2 separate regions of the Homo sapiens genome follow, and region 2 is linked to region 1. A link is an interaction called in ENCODE POLR2A ChIA-PET data of the cell type or tissue named here. Cell type or tissue: HCT116. All regions are shown on one strand. Each heading gives the region's core, and the rest is flanking DNA. Links, peaks and the distances in the headings are about the cores only. Region 1 holds the start of MSRB3-AS1 (MSRB3 antisense RNA 1). Region 2 overlaps HMGA2 (high mobility group AT-hook 2).

Region 1 (10,320 bases), core at 1,934-6,933:
ATAATATGAAAATAAGATAAAAGGGGCTTGTAGTAAGCAAAGTAGATGAGTAAGGCAAGTAATATAGGTTTTTCTCAGACTTTGAAAACATTACCATTTATTCTCAACCCTGGTGAATATAACTTCCTTCATCGTACGGCTGAAGTTTTTTAATTAAACTTCTGATTAGTAGCCATATTTAAGGTTTGACATGTTGTCTCCAGAAAGGAAATATAATGAACTTGTTTTACAAGCTCAGGTCACACCCAGGGGATATTGCTTTAAATAGAAGAAGCATGCTGGTTTTGCAAAGTATGCTTGTTCTGTATGATGTCAATATCCCTGGAATTTTACATATATGAGAATGTTTAGATAAATACTGTATATACAGAGATTCTAATTTGAGCACTTCTTTTCTTTTCTCTCTCTCTCTTTTTCTTTTTTTTTTTTTTTTTGAGACAGGACCTCACTCTGTTGCCCAGGCTGGAGTGCAGTGGCACCTTTACAGCTCACTGCAGCCTTGACTTCCTGGGCTCAAGCCATGTTCCCGCCTCAGCCTCCCGAGTAGCTGGGACTACAGGCAAGCACCACTATGCTGAGATAATTATTAAATTTTTTGTAGAGATGAAGTCTCACTATATTGCCCAGGCTGGTCTCAAACTTATGGGCTCAAACAATCCTCCCATCTCGGCTTCTCAAAGTGCTGGGATTGTAGGCGTGAGCCACCACGTCCAGCTGAGCATTTTTTTGGTGAAGGAAAAAACTAGATGACAACTAGAATATTATCTGGATATTTCCAAACATGACATGAGTTGCCCTGAAATATCCAGCTAAGTGATGCTGGAGTGTCTTCTGAGAGGCTACCTGAATTATTTGGAACATTTACAAGTGAATAGCGGATATGGCTATACATAGACTTAGTCTGTGTTTGTTTCCGCACAGAACCAAAATTAAGGAAAGGGGACAGTCACAAAACACATTCTAGAGCTCCTCTTGCTTCCCCCATAGCTTCCCTATGCTTCCCTGAGGCAAAGAAAACCTCGTTGTCAAACAGGATTCCACTACTGGGCTGAGTTGTAGGTACAAATTTCAGTCCTTTATTTCTTACACATTGCAAACTTTGTTTTCTGTATTTCAGTTTTTACTTTTTAAAACTTTCTATACATCAATGAATTGCATCCTCCAGCTCCTTTTCTGATTTAAAGGTTGACTGGGGTTGTGCTGTGGTCTCACCTAGTGCTGTTTTCTGAGATACCCTTTGGGTTGGAGATTGTCCCAGCTTGCATTGTCCCATCAGTTGTCTTCCTGTACCATGCTGAGAGTAGTGCAATCTTTGGTGAGCGCCAGGCCTTGGACCCAGCTCCGCTGGAGCATCTCATGGCCATTTTCCTTTATCTTCTGCCGTGTCCTTCAGATGGTGCAAGGAAAGAGCAGAAACCCACCCTTCTCCCCTTGAGTCGAAAAATGACTTCTAGGCTGGTCAATAGCACAGGCTGCTGCACGACGGGATTGTAATGGCTTCTGCGAGCATGCGTGTTCCTGAAAGGGAGCCAGGAAAAGGCGCCTTAGAGATGTTCTAAAAGCAGAGCACCTCTATAAGATCAAGCTTCATCCCCAATTAAACGCTGACCGCAGTTGGTTAGCTCACTATGCTGTGCGGCTGCTGAAGAGATGAGCTTGGCCAGGTTAAAGGTCACATGACCTGAGTATGGCCCAGATGAACCAGGTATGCAACCACAGGCAAAACCTAAGTGCATAGAGGGAGGCTAGTGGACTGATTTTTTTTTTTCCTGAAATTGTCCATTTAATATTTTCAGACTGTGGTTGACCGTGGGTAACTAAAACTGCAGAAAGGCAACTACTATATATCTATGAATTCAATCATCATGGACATCTAAAATAAATGGTGTATTTCTCTATTTACTTATGGAAAAAGATTTCCAAGATCATAATCCTTTATTTTTCAAAAAAAGCAAAATGCATTATTTGTATATAATATAGTAGAGTACCATTTTGTTTTACTCATATATCCATGTAATAACATATATTGAATGCCACTTATTTCCCACATTTTATATATTTTTCTGAAACATATAAATACATAAAGTTATCCTGTTTATTTTGAAAGATATGTTTTATAAGAAGTTTATAAAAACAAAGGAGAAAGCTATAGAAATATTTCATCTATGTGAAATTTTAAACATATAATAAATGTATTTTCTGTTAAACACCAAGTAATAAACACCTTCTTTTCTACTGATGTTGTTCAATAAAGGTACTTGGGAGTTAAACTCTGTGTCTTTCTATAAATTGAAAATGTCTGTATTTTAAACTTTTAGTAAATATCATTTAGTGGAATATAAGATCCTCATTTTGAAATTGTTTTGTAGGTTTTTTTCTTTCTTTCTTTCTTTCTTTTTTTTATTATTGGACTGAATTAAGAAGTGGATACCAGGGAGGCCGTGGTGGGGAAAATGGCGGCCGAGAAGAGGGGAGAGAAGCAGCCTGAAAAGTCGCAGCGAGCTGGAGCTACCGGAGGACCTGAGGAAGAAGCAGAAAAACCTGTGAAAGCTAAAACTGTTTCTTCCAGTAATGGAGGGGAAAGTTCCAGTCGCAGCTCTGAGAAGCGATCAGTGAAGAAGCTGCAGACCTCCCAACAAAGCCTACAAAGATCTCCAACTTTGGATTTGCGTTAGGTAGACGACAAAGAAAGCGTCAGCCATATCCATCAAACTTGGATCAAGTAAGCCTAAAGAAACTGTTCCAACTCTTGGCTCCAAAAATTTTCAGTAGCAGCAGCTCTTAATGAAGATGAAGATGGATACACCAACATCAGCTGGACCGAACTCCTTCAATAAAGGAAAGCATGGGTTTTCTGATAACCAGAAACTATGGGGGCAAAATATAAAATCTCATCTTGGAAATGTCCATGACCAAGACAATTAAATGATGTTTTGAAATTGGGGTGTGGGATGGGTGTAAAGTTAAAAGGAACAGTTTCTCTTTTTAAAGAATGGTATAAGACTATCTTTGGAGCCGCTTTTTTTTTCTTTTTCATTTTTTTAAAAGATTGAGTGGTACACTAATAAATGAGAGTTTGAAATTAGAGGTAATTTATGTTTTGTCTACAGATTTCAAGACATTTGCTAATTTTGTAGTTTCATGTGATTAGTTTCCAAAGGTTACAGATAATAAATAAATCAGAAATGGTATCTTTTTAAGAATTGCATTTTTTTTTAGACACAACTATTAGCACATTAAGAGGGAAACAAAAAGTTATTGTTTGTTTAAAACTGCAAGCACTTACTCTCTTAACTCCCTTATTACCTAAACTTGTCTGGCTCCCAGGAACAGCCTTATAGAGAGGAGTATTGTATTGGGAGGAAAATGCTACTGAACTATTGACTGAAAGTAAATTTAGATAAAATTAAAATATAGCTTTTTTTCCTTATAGGCATTTGTTTTGTTTCAAATCATCATAAATTAGGTATTGCATTGCTGTCAGTGGATACAGACGCGTAGCTCTTAAAAGAATTTTTTAAAAATGTAAACTGTTGAATATTTGAAATAGCCCACTTCACCTTAATGGGTCTTGTCTATCTTCATTAGTCCTCAAAGAAAAACCATTTGCTACAAAAGTAAATCAGTATTTTCAATTTGCTTCTCTTGTTTTTTGTTTATTAGCTAGTTCCTGTAAGCATTTTCACCAGAACTTGACACAAATCATAAGGAGGCGGTTTTTTAAAATACAAGCCACCACCAAAAATTTAAATGTACATATTGCTTAAGTATTTGGCTGTTTTTATTTTTTACAAGGTATAAACACCAAAAAAAAATTTAACATTGTATGAAGATGGAAAACAAGAAGATGCACTTTCTGTAACTTTGTCTAAGGATTTAATATGAAATCCAATTTGAATTGAACTTAACTACTGGCTTTCTTACTAGTAAAATTATATGGTTTATTTTAAATGTATACATATTGACCAATGGCCTCTCAAAAAGCACATTTTAGATACTGAAATAGAAGGAAAGGAAATGCATCTTCAAACATTTTTTGGAATCTTACCACATATACCTTGTTAGATTTGTGTATTGTAGGGTGTTTGTTTTTGTATTTTTGTATTGTATATGAACTTTAAAAAAAAAGTAACAAGCACATCTTTAAAAGCATTGTCACAGACAAAAGAAACATACAGTATAAAAATTTCCTTGAAAACTCCTACAGTATTGTATTTGGAGGCAGCTTCAGACTGTTTTATTGGTGGTAACTGCTTGCTGAGCTCTTTTAATCGGTAATAACTCTAGAGAAGCAGCCTGTGTATATTCCTAACACTTTGTTCACTAGCATTTAAGTTTAGAATAGGCCCCTAGTAAAACAATGGAAATATATATAGAACTCTTAGTTCTTATATGATTTCATTATATCAAGATGCATGAATTTAACTTACTTTAATGAGGCAAACTATCCATTTTTGTCCATTTTCTTGTTAAAGCAACATAGCTCTCCTACATATTCTTTTCTTGACCCAAATGAAATATTAACCTAAGGTCAAGCTGGGAGAGAGAAACGACTGAGATGAATGTCTTTACCAAAATACCAATAAATTTGTCAAATTCAAACTCAAACTCAAAAAAAAAAAAAAAGGTGGATTCACATGGCAGGATCCAGGATCCAATCAGTTTGAGCTCTGGCATCACCCCATGGCAGGATCCAGTCAGGTCATGCTTCTGGCATCACCTCATTGCAAGATCCAGTCAGATCATGCCTCATTACCCTATGCTTATAAAACCTGACCCAGCCCTTTGCTCAGACAGACACTGCTTTGGGAACTATCTCTTGTGTTCTCCTTACTTGTTACAAGTAATAAAATTGTCTTGCAAAGAAAAAGAAAAAGAAAACTGTCTTCCTAGCCTGGATAAAATCTTTCTCTCTTCAAACTCTCTCCTCTGGCATGTGCTTAGGCTTTTAGGAATAAAACCCAGGAAGTCCTGTCTCAGACCTCCCATAAGACAAGGGAGCCCAGGGTCTTCTATCTGCTTGAATGCAGGCAGAGAAAATACAAAATATCTCAAAATGTTATCGTGTCACAAATGTTGTCTTGCTTTTGGACTCTTTAGTTCCTGGGTCTGGACCATGGTAAATCTGATTTCCACAACATGACATAGATGCAAAGTGCTTGTGGTAGTTTGAAATCCAGCTTACTATAATGTTGATTAAGAAACATGAGTCTCATCTCCACACAACTGTTAGAATGACTATTATCAAAAAGACGAATGATAATAAGTATTGGCAAGAGGTAGAGAAGGGGAACTCTTGCACACTTGTGGTAAGACTATTAATTAGTATGGCCATTATGAAAAACAGTATGAAGTTTCCTCAAAAAACTAAAAATAGAATTACCATATGATCCAGCAATCCCACTACTGGGTGTGTATCCAAATAAAATAAAATCAGTATGTCAAAGAGATATCTGCACTCCCATGTCCACTGCAGCATTATTCACAATAGCCAAGGCATGGAATCCATCTAAGTGCCCTTCAGTGGAAAAAATGGATAAAGTAAGTGTGGAATATATACACAATGGGACACTCTTCAGCCTTTAAAAAGAAGAAAATCCTGTTATTTGCACAACATGAGTAAACCTGGTGGACATTATGTTAAGTGAAATAGGCCAGGAACAGAAAGACAAATACTACATGATTTCACTTATATGTGAAAAAAGTTGATCTCATAGAAGTAAAGAGTAGAATGGTGGTTACCAGAGGCTGGATGGGGGCAGTTGGAATTGGGGAGATGTTCGTCAAAGGATATACAATTTCAGTTAGACAAGAGGAATAAGTTCAAGAGACCTATTGTACAACTTGGTGATAATAGTTAATAATAACGTATACTTGAAAATTGCTAAGACAGTAGATGTAAATGTAGTAGTAAAATGTTCTCACCATAAAAAATAAGTTTGTGAGGTCACGCATATGTTAATTAGCTTGATTTAGATATTACACAATGTATACATATTTTAAGACATCATGCTGTACACCATAATATATACAATTTTTATTTGTCAATTAAAACATTTTTTAAAAAACACATGAATCTCATGGTACATGGACTTGCATTAAAGATTGGGGTTCAAATTCTGCCCCTTACTACTTACCTAGCATGGTAAGTAACGATCTTGGTGTTTTGCCTTTTCTTTCCTTTGCCCCATCTCTCTACTGCTATTTAGTTGAGACCTCCATCATCTTTCACCAAGATCAACATAACAGTCTCCTAACTGGTCTCTCTGTCTCCAATCTTACCCTCTACAGTCTGTCATCAATCCTAATGATAAATGGAAATGTGGTCATCCAAAGTCCTCCATCAAAACCCTTCAGTGACTCCCCATTGGCCAGAGGGCAAAGTTGGAGCTTCAAAGCAATGATTCATAGTTAATTCAATGATCTTTGTAATCCTTTATGATCAGTTTCCTCTTTTCACTCAGTGGCAGATACTTGTAGTTGTCCTCAAATTTCATACTCTCATTTTTCTTTATTAATATAACCACACATTTTTAACTGAGCTCATTGATCATCATAACAGAGTCTATTGAAAGTCCTCAGCAGGCGGTGTGACGATGTGACCAGCTCTGGCCAAGGAGCTGTAGGCAGAAGTGTCTTGCAGCAGCTCCTGTAAATCTTAAAAGACAGCTGGTGCGTGTCTTTTTTCCTTTTTTTTTCCCTTCCCCCTTCCTGCTGCGCTGAATATGGATATGGTGAGTGAATCTAGAGCAGCCATTTGGAGGTATGAAGAGATCTTGGAAATAGAGGCCATGTGTGTTGAAACAAGACCGAACAACTCCAAGTTCCTGAAGACTTCATTTCACCAACCCAGAACCTCCTTGATCATCACAGGTGAACTTATTCCTAAAGCAAACACTCTCATTTTCCTTCCTTCTCTACTTTACAACCATGCTGAACTGCTTGTTATTCCTTGAACTGATCACACAGTTCCGTGCTTCTGTGCCTTACCTCTTGCTGCTCCTCCACCTTATGCTTTGTCTTTCTAGCAAATTCTTTCTTATTAAGATCTACCTTGATTGCGCCACCGCACTCCAGCCTGGGCGACAGACTGAGACTCCATCTCAAAAAAAAAAACAACAACAATCCTACCTCTAGGGTTTCCAGCTTTGAGAAGACTACTCACTCACAGCCAGGCAAATTTGGTGATTCTTTCCATTTTCCATCATTGTATCTAGTCCATCTGCCTAACCTAATACTGATCACATGCCTATGTTTTGTTTACCTATGTGTTCTACATAATAGATGGTGAACTTCTACAGGCCATGCTTATTTTTTTTTTCATCTCTACATTTCTATTGCCCAGAACAAAATTGGGTCCCAAAGAATAGGGTGGCACAAATGAACAATTGAATAAAATTCTCTGAGTTTCTATTATTTCCTCCTCTGTAAAATCGAGTCATAATAATTCCCATTCTAGAGATTTTTGAGAGTCACATGAGAAGAGAATGAGAAGGTTCTCTGTAAACGTAACACATTATCAAGAAAACCAAGGCATTGTGTGTTTATCCAAATTTCTGTTATCTGGTCAATAACCTTAGACAAATATGTTTTCTATAGAATCCAGAGTTACTGATCTGTTTTATATCTACACGAAATGGAAACAAAGGATGAATTGGAAACAGGACACACTTCTGATCTTAGGCATGTACAAATTAGTAATATAACCAAGAGTTCTTAAGGTCAATTTAATTTTTATTGCTAGGTACTTGAATATATTTGAGTGCAACTATTCTACAAACCCTTAGCTCCAGGTAACCTCTTCAGCCACTGGACAAACATAGCTCCATTTAATGTAGTTGTACTTAAAACAAAAGTGATATGTATCAAGCTGATTCCACTTGCCGAAATCACTTCTAGCTCGTAGAATAGGTGTAAGAGCCAAGGGCTCAAGACATTCACTTTTTCTTCAAGTCAGCTGCTTTAAGAGAACACAGGATGGTCAGAGCTGGAGCTAGAGAAGCGGCAGGGTGTGCTCTTGTTTCTGCTGTATTAACCTAAGCAGCCAGGGAACTCTGGACATCCTTTAGAGAAAGTGCGACCAATGGAGCAATAGGCCTGCTCAGAGCATGCTGACTTCTCTCTTGGGACTAATTCTCTCTTCTGTTCTACGCTCTACACCCTCATGAAGTCATCCACCAGAGCCATCATGTGCTTGCATCCTGCTGTGTTCCTTCAACCAACTGCTGACTCTAGATCCTTGCTTTAGTCCTTTAACACTTTCCAGCACCAAGATCTCATGCCTGGGAGTCTAAAAGCACCACCCCCGCTTTTTTCTTTTTTTTTTTTTAAATAGCAATCAATTTGCTCCCACCACTCCCAGGGAATCCAGTCTCATTTTTGCCTGCATTTTCCTGTCTGGGGGTGGTGATGGTGGTGAGAGGGTGGAGGATAGTTTTAATGTCACCTCTTACATTATGAATCAGTGACATAAGCTTTTAAAGCCAAAAGTATTCGTAAGATCTCCTTTTAAAACGATAGAGGATTTAACTACCTTCACTCTCCTATTTAAACTGATTTCAGAAGGAAATGTAGGGTTGAAAATGAAGTTTGGGCTCTTCTCCTCTGTATATTTGCAAATGCACAAAGCTGGGTCTGTTATGTCCTGTCTGAAAGGCTATCTATTTGTACAGCTTTATGCATCTCTTCACAGAACACCCATGAAGTCACAGCTCATATTTCTGCTTTAAATATTCGATCTTTTGGCTTTAAACACCCATAAGGGTTATTTGTCAAAACGGATCTTAAACCTCGCCCCACAGCTCTGCAGCAGATCTTTAAAGTCATGCTGTTGGGGTGGGAAGGAAAGGATGGGGGAGACGGGGAAAGTCAGCCATTCAGCAAGCATTTATGGAGTGCCAAGTACGTGCAGAGCATATGGTATCTAGTAATAGGTGCTGTGAGAGAGAGAAAAAAGACATGGAGTACATGTTCTTGCTCTCAAGATGGAGACAGAAACATGAGCCCTGTTAGTTCAGTCCTAGATCTAGACACTTTAACCTTGTTTTCTAAAGATGTTTGCATGAACAGCAAAAGCCAGCAACCTCAGGCATGTAAGAACATGTTAGCAGCAGTGGTGTATGTGTGTGTGTGTGTGTGTGTGTGTGTGTGTGTGTGTGTGTGTCAGAGAGAGCGAGAGAAAGCATATGTTGGTATAGGGATAGGATTAGGATGGGGGCGAAGAAGAAAGAGTCATGCTTTATATAGAAGGTCCTTTCTTGATGTGTTTTCTCAATCATCTTCTGACCCAAGATGCCTTCCCTTAGCTTTCTGAGACCGCAGTAGCGAGTTCCCATGGCCCTTTTTTATAGCAACGCACTTGTAAGGGAGGAGACCACCCTTCATATTGTCTTATGTCCAATTTCTGCCTCCAAAGAAAGAGAAGTAAAAACTAAAAGGCAGAAATGAAATCCACAAGCAGATAGCATGGCGCCACACCCTGGGCCCTGTAGTTAAAGATCGACCCCTGACCTAATCGGTTATGTTATCTATAGATTACATACATTGTATAGAAAAGCACTGTGAAAATCCGTGTCCTATTCTGTTCTGTTCTAATTACTGGTGCATGCAGCCCCCAGTCACGTACCTCCTGCTTGCTCAATCGATCACAACCCTCTCAAGTGGACCCCCTTAGAGTTGTGAGCCCTTAAAAGGGACAGGAATTGCTCACTTGGGGAGCTCGGCTCTTGAGACAGGAATCTTGACAGTGCTCCGGGACAAATAAACCGCTTCCTTCTTTAACTCGGTGTCTGAGGGGTTTTGTCTGTGGCTTGTCCTGCTACACTTGCCCCCAGCACTTTCCTGACCCTTGGGATCCAGCTTGTTTTTCCAGATTTGTGTTTGTTTTGGTCTTCTTTGAAGGCAAACTTTCTTTATTGTGCCTAACCATTTATTTCTGCCACATACCTCTTTGGTTCTTATATTAGTCTGTTTTCACACTGCTATAAAGAACTGCCCGAGAATGGGTAATTTATAAATGAAGGAGGTTTAATTGATTCACAGTTCTGCATGGCTGGGAGGTCTCAGGAAATGTACAATCATGGTGGCAGGTGAAGGGGAAGCAAGGCACCTTCTTCACAAGATGGCAGGAAGGAGAAGTGCCAAGCGAAGGAAGAAGAACCATTTATAAAACCATCAGATCTCATGAGAACTCACTCACTATCATGAGAACAGCATAGGGGAAACCACCCCCATGATCCAATTACCTCCACTTGGTCACTCCCTTGACACATGGGGATTATGGGGATTAAAATTTTAAATGAGATTTGGGTGAGGACACAA
Region 2 (10,320 bases), core at 4,602-9,601, 190 kb before region 1:
AAGTGAACTTTAAGCATCTGGTCCTTGGATCAATTTCTAGGTCAATCTTAGTATCTCCAGAAAGATATTTTTCTTATAAAAACCATTAATTCATATAGGGAAATATTTTTCTTCTGTTGTTAATTTCCTTTCTTTTAAAATATTCTGAGAACAAAACACCTAAAAGTATCACTTGTTCCCATTGATGTAGTCTTCATTATTTGGTTCTTGCTTCTTTTCCTCCAGAAGCACTAGCTGCATCACTAAGCAACATCTGGATGGAGGATTTTATACATGAGGTTAACAACTTTATTACTTCATTGTATTCTTGAGCCTGAGCCCCACTCTCTAAAACTTTCTCCAAATACTTTCCATCACTAAACTAGGTATGTGACGAGCTCCTTTCCTAGGCAAGAATAGAAAAATGCAAATAATTAAATGCCAAATTTCAATTGGCAGGACTGGCTAATGGAATTCTATAGAAGTTCTGAGAATCAGCACATCTCTGTATGTACATCTTGAGGCAAACAGCAGAAATACTTCTTTTCAAACTGATGAACACCACATGACACCAAATCTCTGCTATTGGAAGAAAGGCTTCTAAGCTGCAATGTAAAACTCCTCCTTAATAGCAAAGAGAATTAAAATGTTCTTTAGTATTATTTATAAGCAGTTCTTAAACTTGATTAATATTCAGCATAAATATATTGAGGACATAATGATACTGTCAAGGGTACTTGGTTAGTCTGACATATAACTCTGTTACTTCATTCTATGTGTAACTACTGGTGGCTGTAAGTAATTAAGGTTTAGCCTACAGCTAATGTCAAAATGAAAGTGTACAGTGAAATTAATCATAATTTCCAACATTTACTGAGCACTACCTATGTGCCATGCTCTTTATTAAGCCCTTTGCATGCATTATCTCATTTAATCCTTACAACTCTATGAGAAATATACCTTTTGCAGATGAGGAAACTGGACCTTTAAAGGTCATGTGATTTTCTTAAGACTCCAGTTAGCTAAGTGACGGACCAGAATTTGAACCCAAGCCATCTGAATCCAGAGCCTGAGCTCTTAACTATAAAAAGCCAGGAAAAAAAGAGACCCAATTTACCTCTAGCCTCTTCTACACACACACGCACACACATGAAAATCAGACCACCTCATAAAAACAATAGATCTGAAATCCAGTTCAAACTAGGGGGATAAAAAAAAAAAAAGATGAAGGGAATTAAAGTAAACAATAGAAGTGTTCTTAAGCAAATCTAGTTAACACACTCGTTAGATCACTGAATTGGCCAATGCTTCATCCCCTCTGAAAGCAAGACTGATGCAAGTTTCTCTCCCACACCTACCCATATGGATCCCAATTACATCAGATCAGAGGATTCCTCGGTAGGTATCTTTTCCCAGGCCTCTTACATGAATCTATAATATCTACTGGAACAAGTTTTAGAAGCACAAGAACTTTAAAACAAAGCAAAATATCCCACAAGAATAAAAGGGGAACAATTTGGCTTCTAACCCATATACCTAATGAATCCAGTCGGTTCAAAAATATATCTCTAACTCAAGGAAATCGGTGAATGACACTGTTGGAAAGAATTGAACTTGCTATAAAGTATAAGCCCATTTCCTATGGAAAACGCAATGATTTATTTCTTCAGCACAAGCTTTCCAGCAAAGAATGCCATTGAACGGAATGCCTTGCTGTGACTGGCTGCATACTCTACCCAACAGAAGATATACAAGCAAAGAGGAAACACACTGTCTAGAAAAAATATACAATTTCCTTTTATTTCCTCTTCTCAGTAGAACAACTCTTCTTTGGGGACCAAATCAGGGACTTGTAACAATTCACCACATAATATTTTCCATTCTCACAGCCAGTAAAAATTAGAAACCAGGAGAGTCAAAGAAAATGGCCCAGCTATTCTCAGAAAGGCAAGGATTTCTGTGGTGGGGGCCTCACATGTGCTTCTTACCCAGCAGGAAGATCTGATGCCTGAAATCCAGATCCCCCCTAAATTAGCAAGAATCCGTTAAGAAAAAAAACATATATATCCTTTAATTGCTCTATAGTTTACTCCTGCTTGGCTGAATCATCAACTGTTTAAGGATGTGTGGTGAGAAAGAAAACTGTAAAGAAAGGTAGATGTAAACTGAATGACTTCGAAGTACTAGGGCAGGCTGTAATTAACTAGCTGGCCAGATGTGGAGCCATAGGAAGGTTCGGAGAAGACAGGACTCTAACCTATGGAGGTGAATTGGTGACCATTATAGGACAGCCCAAGGGCAGAGGAGATGAAAGGCTGAGAGAGTTAAGAGGCCCCATATGATGGAGGTTAGTTTGCTGGTTAACTGCCACTGTATTCGCTTGCAATTTAATTTCATTTTAGCCACATTAATCCCATGGCTTCAAAGAACTCATCTATTTTCTATTATGTTGCCTATTAGAAAGATTATACACGTCTTTCTTATTAATTAGTTCAATGGTATGGGATGTCCTTTCAGAGTTCTGATGCTTAGAAAACAGCAGATCTCTATTTGATATGTATGCCAGTATCAACTTAGTCAACAATGTGCTCATTAGAGTATAATGGAAGCAGCAGTTTTTGACTTCCGAGTCTAAGGCAAAAAAGGCCTTGCAGCTTCCTCCTCAGTTACCAGAAAATTCCCAGAGGTAGTCCTGAGTGCATGTAAGAAGCCTGATTATCCTGGGGAGGCCATGTATGGGTGATCCAGTGCACGCACTCCCAGATCCGCCCAGATTTCCAGCCAATCTTGATAAAGCACCAGATTTGTAAGTGAAACAGCTCCAGATTCTGGATCCCAAGTATTAAAGTCATCCCCTGATGCTTGAGTCTTCCCAGTGGAGGCCCCAGACATCATGGAGCAGAGACAAGACTTTCTGCTCTACCCTGCCTATCCTTGACCCAAAGAATCCATATGCATAATAAAATAGTTTTTTTACACTATTAAGTTTTAGAGTGGTTAACTATGCAGCAATCGATAACTGGAACCATATGTACAACAAGGAAGGTGATAAACCCACTGTTTATGGAACCCACACTTGAAATATGATATTTAGTTCTAGGTGACATCTTTCAAAAGATTAACGAACAAACATGTTCAGAAAAGAATAACAAGAATGTTCCTTTATGGGGAAAAAATGAGAAAACTGGAGTATGTGTTACATACAAACACAGATACATACAAACAGTATGTGTTAATTGCCCTCAACCGTTTGCAGGGCTATCATGAGTGAAAGTGAAAACAATTACTCTATATATTCCCAGAAGGATGACCTAGAGACAGTGGACGGAAGTTACAGGTAGTCAGATGGAACAATTTTCTAATGTGCAGAGCTTTCCTAGAAGAAAGAGGCAGCCTTGAGAGGTAGCAAGTTCCCTAACTTTAAAGGTAATCAAGCACGCTAGATGATCACCACTTGATAAGTAGGTTTGGAGAGAACTAATTTAATGAACAGAAGGTTGAATGAAATATCCTTACTTTAAGGTCACATTTTAACACTGAGATGTTTTTCATCTAAAGATCATCCCATTTCCTTATGCTAAGAAATCTAATCCCAACACATGTTGAGCAGAGGAAAAATATAAGATGAATAAATTAAAAGAAAGGCAATACCAAAGTATAAATAGAAAGTGATGCAGAACTCTAGAGGAGAAAGGAATGGCAAACAGGAACATATAATCCAGCATAACAGAAAAAAAAAATCTTTTTAAAATTTGAAGCATGAAGAAAGAATTGAGGAAGAGGAAAAAGCAAAGCCAAAGAACCCATCATATGCAACACTGGGTATAAAGGATGCCCTCATCCTTCTTGAGAAACGATTTCATTCATTTTTAGGACTTCTTTTCTCCGTCAGTGGGAAAGACAGACCAGAAGAACATGGGTAACACAGCAAACAAGGGAACAAAGTTCAAGCAGTAAAATTAGCAAAGCTCTTCAGTGACCACTGAATTTCTGGCCTCAAAAGATACAGGATCTGTGTGCCTATAGGATCAGGTGCACTTGTATGGATACAGCTATCTCTAATGTTTGCATGTGGAGAATGACTACTAAGGGAAGCAAGAAAAACTCAAAATAAACCCTTGCTTCCTAACAAAGCCATGTGAAAAAGAAAACACAAACCATCTAGAAAATGAGATGTGTCCAAACAAAAGCCATGGAGAAAACCAAAAAAAAAAAAGAAAAAGAAAAAGAAAGAAAAAGAAAAAAGAAAAACGTTAAAAAGTTATCACATACACATTGTGTATGAATTTTAACACCATTTGTAATCAACTTCCAAGGCTTCATAATACCCTTTAACTTTAGTTACTCAATCTACTGAACAAATCATCTCATTGTTACCCTATTTGAAGGAAGAGTGGAGCCTCTTTTGATGTTGATAAGAGATAGAAAAATGAGTCCACCTTCAGGAAAGAAAAGTGTTCTACGTAAACACCTGGAGCCTAGTGGTAGGAAGTGATGATAATTTGTCTCTTGACTTAACCCTTTCAAAGATTCATCAAACCAGAAGTTGGAAATTCATGTAATCGACGAAATAAAACTTTTCTCATTTAATACAACAGAAATTTTTCTTTAAAAAAAAGAAGAAAAATTATATCTTATTACTCACCCATTTCCTAGGTCTGCCTCTTGGCCGTTTTTCTCCAGTGGCTTCTGCTTTCTGCAAATGAAAAAGGAAGTCATTATAGTTTTCTACCTGACATTGTTTATAAGTACTGCACCAAGGGACACATTTGAAGTAAGAATGTTCTGCTTTGCAGATGACGTATCGGTTTTTTTTTTTTTGTTTTTTTTAACAAACTTCGTCTCCTCTAAGGTTAATCTTTTTCCACATTTCTGAGTAGATTCTTCTTCATTGCATGATGTAAAGAGGTATCTATGCAACCCCTCGCCCTAAAAGACACCCCCTGTAGTGATCTCTTCTGAAATACATGAAAATGCTTTTTCAAAAGCTATTTTGCTTTTATTTCTGTCCATATTAAAAACATTATCCCCACATTCTGTAACTACATAAGTTAGTATTTTAGAAAATTAATATTTCTTAAGATGATCAAGATTCTTTCCATGTCACAACTAAAGTTGCAAAAATTAATATTGACATATTACTTTACAATTTACAAAGCTCTTCTACCTATATTGGTAGTCAAAAGCAAGTATAAATGTGAAAAAGAATACACAAGCATTCTAATTCAAAATAACAAATATTTGCACACTTCTACATGTTTAATTTAATGTTCCTTGCCTGAAACAATCACCTGTCAATCAGTTCACCTAAAGCAGAGGAAAAAAAAGCAGGCAGAAATCATCAGTTTGTCCCAGTGATTAAAACTATATGTGCCTAGAAATAATGATTAATTAAAAATGTACTTTATTAACCATAATCCCACACTTAACATGAATACATTTCTATCTTGAGAGTTTATTTCATTGCTTTACTTCACAGAAGATTTTTCTGATATCACAGTTGTTAACATTATTTATAAAGCAATTAGTTTTTCCGTTTTTGTCAGCCCTAGTCCAATCTTCATACACAACAACACACCAATACACACACATATCACATACATCTATAAAAACGTGTTCCTGCTTTTTAGGATAAAGAAAACTTAGTACATATTGTTTCATGTATAAGAATCATCCATGGCTATATTAACACACAAATACAGGTAACTTGAACCAGGATACCTTGTTCCACATTTTACTTTTGTTATCTGAGTTAGCAGCCGGTGGGGGTACTTGGTACAGTGATATTGACTGTCTACACTGCCAAATGAAACTTTCCTCTTTTTCTCTTCAATCTGCCTGGTAAAAACAAATAGCTTTACATGATAGTTGACAAACAGATAGATGGATAGGCAGATAGACAGACAGGTAGATGAGAGATAAAATAAGCCACAACATTTCTCACCAAATAGTATCTCCCTGATCTGGCATTACTATCCAACAGGTCCCATGAATTAACGCAAACTCTATATGACTGTAATGTTAACTCACAAATATTGAGCATTTAAAATATCCCAGGCACTCGATTGTCAGTCACATGTGTTACGTTAATCCTTACAGCAGCCTTATAAAGTGGGTATTATTATTCCTCTTATTTTGTAGATGAACAACTAAGTCTTAGATAGGTTAGGTATACAACTGGCTCAAGGTCACAAACAAAGCAGGTAAGTGGCAGACCTGGGATTTGAACCCAGTTTTGTCTAACTGTAAAGACTGTGCTCCTAGCCTCTTAACAATGCTACTACCCGGTAGTATACAAGCATTTGCTACCATAAAAAAATACTTTAGGAAACTAAAATTGTCACTGATTCAGTTAATTTCCCAGGACAAAAGAAAACCTGGTAGCCTTTAGGGGTTCTATCTAACCATCTGATTTGGACACTCTGAATCATTGTTTATTATCACTTTTGAATGGCTCCACAAAGGAATCATTTGTTGTCAGAGGTTAGTGGCATTGTCTTACCTTCAGTCCCAAGGGCATGAATTTAGCGAAAGCCCAGAGTGTCAAGTAAATAATACCCTCTTCAGAGCATTGCCTCATGGAGAGGGAGGTGCCCTGAGAAGATCACAGACTCTACCTTGGAACGCTTAGATTCCAATTCCTGCTCTTCCATTTTAGCTTTATGACTTTGGGCAGGTCCTTGAAGACCTCAATTTGGTTTCATCCGTGCAATGGAGATGACTCCTCCTGTGAGACATCATTCCTAGAAGTACTTAGAAGTTCCTGCCTCCCATGAGGTGCTCCATAAGTGTTCTTTCACTCCTAACTAGATGGAACCCTTAAAGGGAGTTTTTCTTTTTTTTTTTTTTTCTTTTTGAGACGGAGTCTCGCTCTGTCGCCCAGGCTGGAGTGCAGTGACGCGGTCTCTGCTCACTGCAAGCTGCGCCTCCCGGGTTCACTCCATTCTCCTGCCTCAGCCTCTCAAGTAGCTGGGACTACAGGCGCCTGCCACCACACCCGGCTAATTTTTTGTATTTTTAGTAGAGACGGGGTTTCACCATGTTAGCCAGGATGGTCTCGATCTCCTGACCTCGTAATCCGCCCGCCTCTGCCTCCCAGAAAGGGAGTTTTTCTTCAAGTTAGTTTCCTCTCACAGAAGCCTTGGTCAATGCAAGTATTCCTTCACACCCATCTGTCACCTTTAGAATGAGGCTTTTAAGGATCCCTTTGGCTATTGCATAGTGAGTTATACATGAGTGTGGAGTTCTCTAGCACAGAAGCAGCATCTGACTTAATCTTTGGAAGCAACTGTAAGATTGCACAGTTAACCCAGTAGTAAATTACACAAACATGGAAAATAGAAATCCTTTTTATTGAAAAGGGGGTGTGAAGTCAGGGTGGGAGAAGGAGCCTATTGACCTTAGAAGTTAACAGTGCTACACCAGGCTTTTTCTGCACGGTTGTTATGTTTCAGGGGCCATGATGTGATCTGGGTGTATCTAAAATCTATTGAAGAGAGAGGTTTTTTTTCTGAAAGAGTTTCACTGTATTTCAAAATCAGAGAAAGCAAATCTCTCAAAAACAGAAAAAGCCCTGCAAATAAGATGACTTTTAAATGAGCATCTCATTTACAAAAAGCCTATTGAGAAATAAAATTTGCACCATTAACTAAAGGGCAAAATATCACGATTATCACTCGGACTTGTTAAAAGCAAACTTGCTCCTTGGTCGTTCAGGCCAGTGTTACATGTAAACTGAAACCCTCTTCTGAGACTACATCTAGAAGAAACACATTAGCTGTGCTGTGTGGCGTCAATCTGGGAGGTTTTCATTGTTCTTTAAAACCCACATTATTTAATCATTCTAATCAAACTCCACAAAGGCTGCAAAACAAGTTAGGGTTTTAGTTTGTAAACCAGCTTAGATCCAGGATTTTTACATATTGGAAAACATCAGCTTTAATATTGTTTTCCTGTGTTTAATGCTCTTCAGGATATTATTTTTCAAAAAAGACAAACAAAACATTCAGGAGGCTTGTTTTGTTTTAACATATGCAATACTGTAGAAGTGTATATTTGGTTTTCCTTTGCCAGAATAGAATTTGGCTTTATACTACAAACCCATGTATAACAGAGGCATAACTAATTCTCACTATTTATTGCTCACATCAAGAGAGAAAAGGGAGATATGGTCGGAATTCTCATTGGTAAGAACTGAAATTTCAGACTGTTACCAGCACTATTATGCGAATATTTACAACAATCATATCTCATTAAAAGTGTCATTTCTCCCTTGTTTGCCCTCATTAATATTTTTATGTTTTAAACTTCAGATTCAAAACTGTACACTTAATTTTATGATATATTTAGAAGCAAGTCCATGAAGATTAGGAGAAATGTTAAATGGGAAATATAATTATTTCTTTCTCTAAGAAGTTCTGTACTCCAGGCTCTTCAATGTACTGCATATTTTAAAAACTAATTAGGAAAGAAATTCACTAGCAAATACATCTCTTGAGCTTGAAAACAGTGCTTAGCACTAGTGCCTCGTGTACAGGAGGTGTTCACTATATACTTGTTGAAGGAAGGGAAGGAGGGAGGCAAAGAGAGAGGCAGGGAGGAACGGAGGGAGGGAGGGAGGAAGGGAGGAAGGGAGGGAGTGAGGGAGGGAAGGAAAGAAGGAAGGAAGGAAAAAAAGGAAGGAGGAAGAAGGGAGGGAGGGAGGGCAAGAGGAAAGGAAGGAAAAGTGTTTATATGTGTGTCTTATTTCCCTCTTATCATCAGAATTCTAGAGTTCAGTAAAACTAGAGATAATTTCACCTAGCCCTCTCATTTAGCAAAGAAGAAAACTTCTGGATGTGTTACAATTCCCAAAGACATAGCCCCATGATATTATTTGGGAACCAGAAGTCTTGTGGGTATCAGTCGCAGAAGGCATACATTTCCAATCCCTTTATAACCTTTGGAGTGGCCCTTCAAAGGTTTCCCAAAGCGTAATTTCCAACCTGCATTTCAGGTTACTGGAGATAACAGAAATCTACCTTGTAACAAATATTTTACAGAACATTCAGCACATGGTAGTGGAAAGAGTATAAGCTTTAGAATTAAAGTGAATTCAAACCCAGGTGCTACCATTTACCAGAGTTGAATATCAGATATGTCCTGTTTACATCTTTGAATCACAGTTTTCTCATTTGTGGAATGAAGACCACAATGCCTAAATCAGAGGATTAAAGGAGCTAACATATATATAAAGTGCCTGACAAAAGCTATGGCATTTAGCACTTAGTCAAATGTAATTTCTTTTCCCTCCCCTTATTTTAAAATGCTACCCACAAATATAATACTTACCAATTTTCTTAGTTTCCAAAGTGACTTTCCAAGCATTATCTTACTTCAGTAGGGCAGGGCAGGTGTTACTTCCCGTTTTACAAATGGGAGATTAAGCAACCTGCCCATGTTCACAGGTAGTAGAACTGAGACCCAATCTGATTTCAATGCAGTGAAGTGTCTGTTCTTTGGAGAGCTATTCCCATATAAAATAAAACTGCCATTCAAAAATTTAAAAAATAAAAGATAACCTTCTAGGGTGAAAATCAAATTAGTTAAAAGTAATGTATTTCCAAGTTTCCTATAAACACATGGACAAGAGCAGAGGTTGGAAACTAAGAATAATTCAATTCTGACTTCAGGGTCAGGTTTAGGTGGCTATTAATTTTTTGCTATTACAAGTTCTCTCATCATTTTTTTTATGTACTGTGATATAGCCAGAAATCCCCCACTGCAAATCCATCAGTGCATCTGTACCAAAAAAAAAAAAAACTAGAAAAATATTTGGGTGTGATGGTGCCCTGTCTTGTTTGCATGTATCTTGATTTGCATGAAGCCCACTATCCAAAGCCTAGAAAGCACATTTTATTTCCTTCAGTTGCTATTTTTAAAAATATAAACAGTATAAATCAATGTACACTGATATCAAAATCAACTCTACGAATCAATCCCACTAAGTACTGAGGAAATTCTCATTTTACCTTTTTGATAATCCAGTTCTGTAAGTTTCCTAATTTTACATGCAACACTTTTAGCCTTGAAGAGACATTACAATTTGCTATCACAATATATTTTCCAATAGAAAATATAAGTAATTTCCATCACCCATTGTAGTTCCTGCCTATTACCCAAGTTAGCCTTTACTGTCAACTCTGGTGTCCTTATTTTGCACATGCTTATCTTCATGTATACAAACACTAAATTAAAACCAAAGCCAAATGACAGGCAAAGTTATCATTTTCAAAGTTTAAGATTCTTCTCCTCCAAATCTTCTCTCTACTTCTTTGTAATCATAAAAATCAATAGCAATGA

Evidence for each region. Peaks named below come from ENCODE experiments on the same cell type or tissue, not always from the same donor. Only the 100,000 strongest peaks of a DNase experiment are listed, where the experiment ranks them.
Region 2: POLR2A ChIA-PET joins it to region 1 with 5 read pairs; 4 of 35 experiments call an interaction of 5 or more read pairs at or near these places.

The regions. Positions count from the first base shown.
Region 1 is chr12:65,638,592-65,648,911 of GRCh38, reverse strand. It overlaps MSRB3-AS1 (MSRB3 antisense RNA 1), which reads left to right and starts at 6,540. Exons shown (of 4, transcript NR_120431.1): 1 at 6,540-6,873. It also overlaps the pseudogene PCNPP3. In HCT116, for the core only: no CTCF peak of the experiment used is centred there; a DNase peak (open chromatin) is centred at 6,347; H3K27ac peaks cover 4,777 bases.
Region 2 is chr12:65,832,874-65,843,193 of GRCh38, reverse strand. HMGA2 (high mobility group AT-hook 2) reads right to left here. Exons shown (of 5, transcript NM_003483.6): 3 at 4,625-4,675. Among named protein-coding and RNA genes, the nearest start is that of HMGA2, 14 kb to the right of the region's middle. In HCT116, for the core only: no CTCF peak of the experiment used is centred there; a DNase peak (open chromatin) is centred at 6,613; H3K27ac peaks cover 5,000 bases.